Linked DNA regions of Homo sapiens: region 1 is linked to region 2. The links are chromatin contacts, found by Hi-C or POLR2A ChIA-PET in ENCODE. All regions are on one chromosome and are shown on one strand. Each heading gives the region's core, a stretch centred on a gene start or an enhancer-like site at or near the end of the contact. The rest is flanking DNA. Distances are from core to core; before and after follow the strand shown.

Evidence for each region. Hi-C counts contacts between places; a loop is a spot of excess contacts on that map. ChIA-PET counts read pairs that join two places held with the same protein, here RNA polymerase II (POLR2A). Pooled maps may share reads with other maps.
Region 1: a map of GM12878 shows a loop between it and region 2 (2.1-fold over the local background). The contact joins two enhancer-like sites. A Hi-C loop is called at or near these places in 1 of 168 maps with a recorded cell type or tissue (GM12878), 1 of 37 single-sample maps with no recorded cell type and 11 of 50 pooled maps. POLR2A ChIA-PET finds 5 or more read pairs at or near these places in 1 of 52 experiments (naive thymus-derived CD8-positive, alpha-beta T cell).

Annotation. Positions count from the first base shown.
Region 1 is chrX:13,158,789-13,164,361 of GRCh38, forward strand. It overlaps LOC105373134 (a long non-coding RNA gene), which reads right to left. Exons shown (of 3, transcript XR_001755798.2): 1 at 3,634-5,573. Among named protein-coding and RNA genes, the nearest start is that of FAM9C, 120 kb to the left of the region's middle. Within about 2 kb of position 2,368, at least 13 of the 41 ENCODE cell types and tissues checked have a DNase peak (open chromatin) inside an H3K27ac peak, as active enhancers do.
Region 2 is chrX:12,998,918-13,003,908 of GRCh38, forward strand. No RefSeq gene overlaps it. Among named protein-coding and RNA genes, the nearest start is that of TMSB4X, 26 kb to the left of the region's middle. Within about 2 kb of position 1,779, at least 19 of the 41 ENCODE cell types and tissues checked have a DNase peak (open chromatin) inside an H3K27ac peak, as active enhancers do.

The DNA.
Region 1 (5,573 bases), core at 1,118-3,617, 160 kb after region 2:
GACCGCATGATCCGACCAGCTCGGCCTCCCAAAGTGCTGGGATTACAAGTGTGAGCCACCGTGCCCAGCTCCATTTTTTGTACTAATAATATCTCATTGTATAAATAGACCACATTTTGTTTATCCATTCATCAGTTGTCAGACATTTGGGATGTTTTTACTTTTTGGCTATTGTGAATAATGCTACTAATATTTGTGTACAGGTTTTTATGTGGACATATGTTTTCATTTTGCTTTAGTGTATATCTAGGAGTAGAATTGCTGGGTCATATGGTAACTCTATGTTTAACCTTTTGAGGAACTGCCAGATTGTTTTTCCAAAGCAGCTGTATTATTTTACATTTCAACTAACAGCATAGGAGGGTTCCAATTTCTCCACATCCTTGTCAAGTCTTGTTATTGTCAGTCTTTTTATGATAGCCACCCTAGTATAAGTGAAGTGGTATCTCAGTATGGTTGGTCATGAACTTTTTGATAGGTCCAGGGGTGCAGGAAAAGGATTTCACAGAAGAAAAGATCAAGAAGAAAGGCATAGAGGTAGGAACTCCCTGCCTGACCCCAGCATGTTAATTTCACCTGTTGAAGGCAAGTCATTTTTGTTTGCACAGAAAATCTGTGTAGGAAAATAGTGGAAGATGAAACTAGAAAACTCCCTCAAAGGGAAAACTGCATATATATATAAGTGCAGGGTGCTGCAGGCTGGGTTACTGTGTGCAGGAAACAGTAGAGACCTTGAAGTGTGTTCTTTAATAAAAATCTTGCTTTAGGAAAATTAATTTGGATATACAGAACTTTGAGGACAGGAGAGAGAGAGACAGATGCTGGATGCATTGCATGTGGGTCAGCAATGGGATTGGGGTACTGGTTTGGCATAAGGGATGACAAGTGGAAACCAAGGAAACCCTTGGAGTTCCAGCTGGGACTCTGGGAGAATTCTGGTATCCTAAGACAAAGAAGTCAAGAAGAACAGCTGTTTTGTGGGGTGGGTAAAAGACAGAGCAATTTTCATATTAGAAACTTCAAGTCTGAGGGCATTTTTGAGAGCAGGAGGCCTGGAACTTGGAGAAAGGTATTGGTCAGAACAGAGGTTGACTGCCTGCTTTTCTAAGGTCCATGAGCTAGAGAATAGTTTTCACACTGTCAAGTGGTTGGGAAAAAAAAAATCCAAAGAATAATATATTGTGACAAGTGAAAATTACATGAAATTGAAATCTCAATGTTCATAAAGTTTATTGGAACACAGCCATGCCCATTCATTGACATATGGTCTTTGGCTGATTTCATGCTGCAATAGGAGAGTTGAGTGGTTGCAATAGATTGCATGGCCTGCAAAGCCTGACAAATTTACTATCTGGCCCTTTACAGAGAAAGTTTGTTGGCTCCTGAATTAGTGACAAACTTGGGAGGTATGGCCTCCCAATTGTGATTCTTAAACCTGAAAGAGTGAGAGTGATCCAAATTAACAGTGTATAGAAAAAAGGAGCCAGGGCCAGTCCTTGGGGCTGCTTATGTTTGGGGACCAGAGATAGGTAAAAGAATCAGTGAAGATAGTAAATAAGTTGAAATAAACCTCAATTTAATTAAACATGTCAACTCCCAGACTATTTTATTGCTTGGTACTTAAAACACACTCCCAAGAGGAAGATTAATTAATAAAGCTGCAGTGTGGGATAGCTATCCAGCTGGAAGCAGCACAGGCCCCTAACAAGGTTTGTTTTTGGCAAATTCCCATCTCCAGTCTTCTCTTCTCCCACAATAGGGTGAAGCATCCCATTCCTGCCTTATCCCCAGAAGGCCTGGCTTCCAGACATCTGTCTCAGAAAGAGGTATGAGGCAGAAGGTTCCACTAGGTAAATTGTTGATAAAAGCTCAAGTGCAATTCCTGCCCTAGGATTTGGACTTGAATAAAGGGACTCTCAAGACACTGAGGAATGACTCTCAATTCTGGAAAGTGTAGGCACTTGCAAAGGGGCAGAGAGTTGTGTGAGAATATGGAGGAGGAAGATTCTTGGATGGTCCCTCCAATCAGGCCAGTTGTATGTGCTACGTATGTAGGGGTTGGACCCACCCCCTTGTCCAGTGATCTTGGAGAAGTCACTTAAACGTTCTCTTTTGGTAACTCATCTGGAATTAGGGAATAAATTCTAAGCAACTTTTAAATAAGAAGCATAAAAGCATTTGAGTCTTCAGATTTGCTTAATTGATCATTGCAGACGGTTGTGTCAATAACAATGACGTTTAGAGGAAAAGGTGAAATTGGTTTCTTTTTCTTTTCTTGGACTTAGCTCCAGGAGCAGGGAACAGGAAGCCATTCCCAGAAGTTGCTTTCCCCTCCCACCCCTGAGTACGTGGCAGGGCCAACAGATGTGGCTGAATGCCCAGGCCCAGGGCCATGAGTACTAACCTATGCCCTGGAAAGCAGGAAACACATTGTCTTCATGTACTCTGCAATTTGGGAGCAAACACCAGCAGCTCTTGCAGGGGGCCTTTGTGGGTCCAAATTCAATGGACTGTCTGCTCTCTCTCACCACTGCTCCACCTTTCATTTGTCTGAACGTGGAAACACACACACACACACACACACACACACACACACACTCCAAGCGCTTTTACTTTTCCTCACTCAACAACAATGCAGAAAACTTCTGTGACCAAATATGTGTGTGTGTGTGTGTGTGTGTGTGTGTGTGTGTGTGTGTGTGTGGCGGGTGGGGGGGTGGGGCATTTCTCTACACATCAAGGAGCAGATCAGCTGCATGTCCTCTAATTCAGTTCTGACACTCTCTACCCAGAGAGTGTCAGATCCCACAGGTTGAGGGCTCAGTCCCCAAGACTGCCCCCACCCCCACTTCTGATACCAATTAAAAGCTGCAGGTTATTTTTCTTGTGCTTCTGACCGACTGGCTATAATCAGGTTGCCCACAATCCCCCTTTCTTGGGTTCAATTAATTTGCTGGAGTGGCTCACAGAACTCAGAAAAACACTTATGTTTACTCATGTATTATAAAAGATGTTACACAGGATACAGATGAAGAGATGTGTAGGGCGTGGTATGAGGGAAGGGGTGCAGAGCTTTGATACCCTCCCTGGGCACCACCCTCCAGGAACCTCTACGTGGTCAGCTATCTGGAAGCTCTCTGAATCCTGTCTTCTTGGGTTTTTCTAGAGGCTTTATTACTTAGGCGTGATTGATCAAACCATTGGCCATTGGTGATACACTCAACATCTCCTCTCCCTTCCCTGGAGGTTGGGAGTGGTGCTAAAAGTTAGTCTTTCTGGGTGACAAACCCCCATCCTGAAGCTGCCTAGGGGCTGCCTGCTATCAGTCAACTCATTAGGGTACAAAAAGACAACACTTTGGAATTTCTAAGGATTTTAGGATTTGTATGCCAGGAAACAGGGTCAAAGACCAAATATACATCACAATATCACAATTTGCTTGTTTTTTGTTTCAGCTTGGGATCAGCCTTATTTTTAATACACAGATGCTCTCCTACACAGGAACCCCTTACTTATTAGGGACCTTTGAGATTCCTTTTCAGATCCCCCTGTTGCCATGGAATTGTAGCTGGAACATCCACTCCACTTCCTACTGACTGGCTCCTGACATTTCTCAGTCCCCAAATATCTCACCTTCTCCCAACAGCCTGAATTTTTGTTTTCTTCACCCAGTTTCTGTTTGCAATGGCATTTGTCAGATTTTCACATATCAACATCCTTCTTAATAATGAGAACCTTTTAGGCATTCACATTCTCATATAGATCCACTCAGTCAGATTGCTTTCCACTTAGCTGAATCCACCATATAGAGAAAAGGAAGCTTCTATTGCAGGAATCAGAAGACGAGATGATTCTAGAACATGAAATATTGGTAATGGCTCATCAGGATGGGGTGCTAGTGGGAGGGATAGGAAAGCCTGGGAGCCCTGGGAAACCTGATAATCCCAAAAGAAAGGCAATAGAACGTGGCAAAGGAGCATAGGAAAGGAGCTTGTTGACCCACACCTGCGCTGCACTATCTGTAAGAGTAGTTCTGCGACAGCACCATGCAGAGGAAACTCCTTTAGTCCACTTCTTCACCTGCTCCTCTTCCCCTTATTTTCTTCTTTTCCCTCTGCCTCAGTAGAGTGAGTCAAAGTGGAGTCCTCTGAAATGTACTTTGGCCCTAGAGTCCTATGGATCCGTGTTCACATTTTGAACAAGTTACTCAATCACTCTGAACCCTAGTGTGTACATCTACAAAACAGGGGATCTACCCTGAAGGGATGCTGTGAGAATTAGGTGGAATAATACATGTAAAGGCATCTGCACAAGTTAGTTTTTTTTCTTCTCTGAAAGCACTGACTGGAGCTGCTCAGGAAGTACCAACTGGTGCCAGTTCCCCAATGAAGTATGTGTGTGATAAATTATCCTGCATATCTATATGCACACACCCCTATTCACTTAGCTTATCCAAAAAAACTAGAAGCAGCATAGAGGAACAACATTAGCAGACTTTGCTTGGGGGAAATCAGACCTTGGATTCCCCTGCCTCCCAACCCCCAACCTCACCAAATTAGTATATTATCAGGTTCCATCTAAGCGTGTACCCATGGCAAATGCACTGTTCACTGGTAGTTAATGGAAATAATGCCCATCCAATATGGGGCCACCAAAACCTTCATAATACAGTGCGGTTGCTGACCTGGAAATGATCTCAGCAAGCATCTGGCCCGCTAACCATCAAACCCTCCCACTTCCTTCTATATATAGGAAAATGGAGGCACAGAGAATTTAAGTGCTTTTAGAAGGTAATAGTTGAGAAAAAACTAGGACTAGAACTCAAGGCACCTTGACTCACAATCCAAACTATCTTTCTACCACTCCTGGCTGAGTTCATGAATGTAAAAAGAGACTGTTAAAAAAAAAAATTAAATATATAACACCTTGCAAGATGTTAACCGCCATTACTTATTGTTTTAATTATAAATTACCCATCTTTCTAGATGCTTCTGCAGGGATCTTGACAAGTCATTTCTGATCCTGCCCTATGAAACAATCTCTCAGAGACTCAAGGAACTCCAGAGGCTACATCTGGAGGGATATAAGGGGGAAACTGAGCAAAGAGGAGGCAGTGGAACATAATTTTGCAGGCAGAAATTTAAAAATATATGTTTAGTGCAAACTCTTCTAGTTCTGTGTGATTTTGTTTCTGTTTGTTTTAAACCAAGAAAAAACACCACATTCTTGATTGCAAGGAAGTTTTTACCAGAATAAGAGGCCATGAATTCCCATGAGCCACCCTGCCTAACAAAGCCAGAAGACCCCCTGGCTTAAAGGTTGCAAGTTAAAGATTACAGGTCAAAACATTTTAAAAGCAGCAACAATGCAAACTTTATATAACAAATGACAAAGATATATAACGATATAATAATAATAAAGAAATAGCTATATAAAAAGAGCTAGGTAGATGATGGATAAATGGATGGGAAAGAAGGAAGGAAAGAGGGGAGGAAGGAGGGAGGGAAGGAAGAAAGAAAGAAGGTAAGAAGGAAATAGGCCTAAGTGCTGTAGTTGATCTCTGGTGGCAAGCA
Region 2 (4,991 bases), core at 529-3,028:
GTAGGAACCAAGAGACTATGGGGTAGGTAGATCATGTCTTGCCTTGCCTGAGGATCCCTGTATATAATCTATTTTTATCATTAAATAATAATAGAAAATAGAATCGTAGAGGCAACCATCCAGAAGTTTCCAAACATCCAAGTGTTTGACATTATGGAAATATATAGATACAGACTTTCTGGGCTTTACATGGGCTTGTTATCTATCCTTATTTTTATTTATTTGTTTATTTATAGGTATTTACATGGAGAGGGTGGGATAGGTGCATCATGAACCAACTTAATTCATTCAACACTCATTTATGAAGCATCTATTGTGTGTAGGATACTGTGAATGTCACACAAACGAAACACAGGAGCCCTCTGGCTTTATTTGCAATCCTATCCCAGAGACTATAAAGCTTGGAAGAAGCATCATTCAAAGCCATATTGACATCCATCCACATCACTCAGCTTCTGGAAAAGTGGGTCAAAAATATTCAATGAGTTACCCAATTCTCGAAGAGAACAAGAGTGAGATAGAATTCGTTGGTAATTCAATAGATTTCGTTAACTCAATTTCCAGTTTACCAACAGCCAAACCAAAGGCTTCTAAAAGGAGTAAGTCAGCTCTCTGACCTACTCTGATCATTTCTGTGTCTTTTGGAGGAAAAAACAACCAGCCCAACTGCTCTTAGTAAGGAAAACTGCAACCCGCCAGTCAGATGCAGATTTCACCTCTGAACCGAGTGTTTGGTTTCACCTACACACTTCCTGCCGGGTGCTTTGCTCATTCAACGTTCAACAGCTGTATCTTTCCCAATTCGATTCATCTCACTTTCTTTTTGGTCATCAGTGGCAAAACAGTATAAAATACCTTTATTACTATCTGACGCTCAGCGTTATACCCAAGATTTATCTTTTTAAAAGCCAAGAGACCATTGCATTTATCAAAAGGAGAGTAGTGGGTGCCACTGGGGGCTCATATTGCCAGTGGATATTGTGAATTACATTAAGAAGATCTGAGAACAAATGTCTTCTGATATCACCTTCTCATATTTGATTACCACTATTTCATGAGTGCCTTTTATTTTCCTTCTAAACATTTGTGGCATTGTTTTTTTTTTTAAGCAACAGCCAACCTAATATATATTATTTGTGCCACGTGTGGTATTATTGCTAAGACACTCTATGCGGGTTCTGGTGCAATTTTAGTCTTATATTTCTGAGTTGTTAGAGCCATTTAAGTAGCTTGCCTATGGGGGAATCCTTAAAACAGCTCTGAATACCTTAGAGAGGTACATTTTAAGTAAGGCTGCATCATCATTTTGGCTATGAGAGTTCCTGGGATGTGGGGGAAAGGATGTTAAATCAGAACCCTCACATTATTTAAATGTTTTCATGAAGGATATAATCAAGTGTGCCTCTTGATTCTATTTGAAGATGTGCCAAGCGGCAGGGGCCCTCTTGACAAAAGCGGCCAGGAAGTGACTTTTTACTCCCCAGCGACAGCATTTTCAAATTGCTCTTTTCTGCTCAATAAAGGCTAAAAAGGAAGTGAAACCTTTTGTCATATTCTGCACCACTGATTTTTTCCAGACGAGCAGAAATGCCTGCCTGTATATCCTTCTAAGGACTGGCTAAGAAAGGGTGGAAAATAACAGGCAAGAAATGTATCTGTTTGAGTGTCTGTTCTTTGGTTTGGCTATGAAGTAAAACCCAAAAACGACATTGAATTTGGCATTGGAAACTGCAGTGCCATTGTTGCTTTGGGACTGGCTTAACAAGCCCACAATATTCTAGAAGCATGTGCCCGTCCCAGGAGCCGACTCAGCCATTTCTCAAACATGAAGAGGACTGGGCCGTGCAGTCCTGTTTCCTCTTCCTGATCTTTGTAGTAGTTACAAGCTGAACAGAAACATGCAAATAAAAATCGAGAACCCTAAAGAGTAAGAAAATCATTTCCAGAAAGACTGATAATAAATTTCAAGCCATCAGCTCAAATATCACTGATTTAAGTGCATTTGTTCCAGCTCTTTTATAGAATGTGAGGTTAAATACACAAACTTGATATTAGAGTTGTCCCTGTACTAATTCCCGCATGCGATTCTTTTAAAAAGAAAAATAAAATAGAATGATTTTTAAAAATCTCATCTAGAATGAGAAAACATAAAGTGCTTTTGGCTTTCCTTTCCCTGATTTTGAAGGGCTTTTTTTTCCGCTTTTCCTTTACTTCCCTACCTTAAAGATGTTTAAATTTAAGCCAGGTGTGAGCTCTGAGAGAGATCGAAGCTGCATTTTATTTACCTTTGTAGCTCAGACAACCAGAAATGGTAGCGTTAGTATTTGTGGAATGAGTCTTCACCTGACTTATCCTGAAGGGATGCATCTTCTACTTAGGATAATGTTAGATTTGAATTTTACAAGATCCTGAGTCAGTAGTCTGTCATCCAGGCTGCAGTGCAGTGGCACAATCATGGCTCACTGCAGCCTGGACCTCCCAGGCTCAAGTGATCCTCCTACCTCAGCCTCCCAAGTAGCTGGGACTATACGTGTGCACCACCATGCTCGGCTAATTTTTACATTTTTTGTAGAGAACAGGTCTCACTACGTTGCTCAGACTGATCTGGAACCCCTGGCTTCAAGTGACCCTCTCACCTCAGCCTCCCAAAGCGCTGGGATTACAGGTATGAGCCACTGCACCCCACCATTATCATTATTTTAGAGTGTACTCCTACATATAGATATAAAGTTAAGTGTAAAACAGCCTCACGCAGGTCCTTCAGGAGGTATCCAGAAGAAGGCATTGTTATCATAGGAGATGACAGCTCCATGCCTGTTACTTCCCCTGAGGACCTTCCAGTGGGACAAGCTGTGGAGGTGGAAGACAGTGAGATTGACAATCCTGAGCCTGTGTAGGCCTAGGCTAATGTCTGTGTTTGTGTAAAAACACACACAAAAATAAAATAAAAAGTTTGAAAATAGAAAAAAGTTTACAGAATAAGGATATAAAGAAAGAAAACATTTCTGTACAGCTGTACAATGTATATTTTAAGCTGTTATTACAAAAGAGTCAAAAAGCTAAAAAAATTCGAAGGTGTATAAAGTAAAAACGTTACAGTAAGCTAAGGTTAATTTATTATTGAAGAAAGAAAAATATTTTAAACATAAATTTAATGTAGCCTAAGTGTACAGTGTTTATAAAGTCTACTGTAGTATACAGTCATGCCCTGTGCCTTCACATTCACTCACCACTCACTGACTCACCCAGAGCAACTTCCAGTTTTGCAAGCTCCATTTGTGGTAAGTGCCCTATACAGGTGAACCATTTTTTATCTTTTATACCATATATTTACTATACTTTTTCTATGTTTAGATATACAAATACTCACCATTGTATTACAGTTGCCTACAGTATTCAGTACAGGAACATGCTATACAGGTTTGTAGACTAGGAGCAATAGGTTATACCATCTAGACTAGGTGTGCAGGAGGCTACACCAACTAGGTGTGTGTAAGTACCTCTATGATCGAACAATGATGAAATCACCAAACGATGCATTGCTCAGAACATAGCCCCATTGTTAAGTGATGTGTGACTATAATTACACTACTGGGATTACATTTGGGAGAAGTAAGGTCTTCCTTTCTCTTTTTATGAGTTGGAAGATGTATTGAGAAAATCTGCCTTCAGCTGCTATAGTGGTGAGGTGGTGGTAGTTCTCTCTTGCTTCCTGTTAATCATTTACATTTATATGGCCTATTACAACAAAACATTTCAAAGAACCTCATAAACGTGAGGATTGATTCAATTAAACTGTACTTCTGGTCTCTGGGATGAATATGACAATGTTTTGTTCATCTCAGAACTGGAAAATTAAGGCCCAGAAGTTGTAAAGATATTTCTCATTCCAAATTCTGCATATATATATATTATATGAATAAATAATTCAAGAGAGTGAGGAAAAATCATATTTTTTTCTCCTTTGAGCTGGAAACAAAAACCCTTTGTACAGATTTTGATGATTCTTACTTCCTCCAAACCTTAGCTTTATTCATATGTTCTGCAAACTAAACCACCATTATGAAACCAACTGAAACTGTGATCACAGGAGGCCATAAATAAATTAGCTAAAGAATTAAAATCCTCCTGGTCAGGGATTAAGCCTTTTATGATCTTTCTCCTCTATGAAAATACCTTAATCTCTCCTCCTCTGAATTTTCCATTTATATTGCTTATATCAACGGTTCTTAATTTTAAAAACGTGACCCCTCTTCTTGCACTCTGAATTTTTATGTCCTCGCAAAAGATATCATAATTCTTTTTTAGAAATTACAACTGTATCTAATAGGAAAGCTAAGGAATGGCATTCATGTGATTTTTTTTTCTTTTCTTTTGAGGCAGAGTCTTGCTCTGTTGCCCAGGCTGGAATACAGTGTTGCGATCTCAGCTCACTGCAATCTCCGTCCCCCGAGTTCAAGCGGTTCTCCTGCCTCAGCCTCCTGAGCAGCTGGGATTATAGGCACCTGCCACCACGCCCAGCTGATTTTTGTATTTTTATTAGAGACAGGGTTTCACCATGATGGACAGGATGGCCTCGAACTCTTGATCTTAAGTGATCCGCCCGCCTCGGCCGCCCAAAGTGCTGGGATTACAGGCGTGAGCCATTGTGCCTGGCCGGGAAAAATACATTTTTGATATCGAATATCTCAGTCCCTTTTATAACTCTGTAAGCCCCGGGGAGTCTGAAATGCACAAGCAAAAATCTCTGGCTGATTTCAGTCAGCCATTTGGGGGCTTATTTGCTTTGTTTTCTAATTGCTTCTCAACATTTAGTTTGAGAGGATAGAAATTAGGCCATTTTTTTCATCTGTTATAGGACTGGCCACACAGTAGTGCTTCAGAAACTAGTTGCTCATTTATTGCTTGGTCCATTCTCTTGATTTTCTTTTGCCTGGGAGGAAACACTGCACTGACCTTTCAACCAAATATTTGGGTGCTGCAATTTTTTT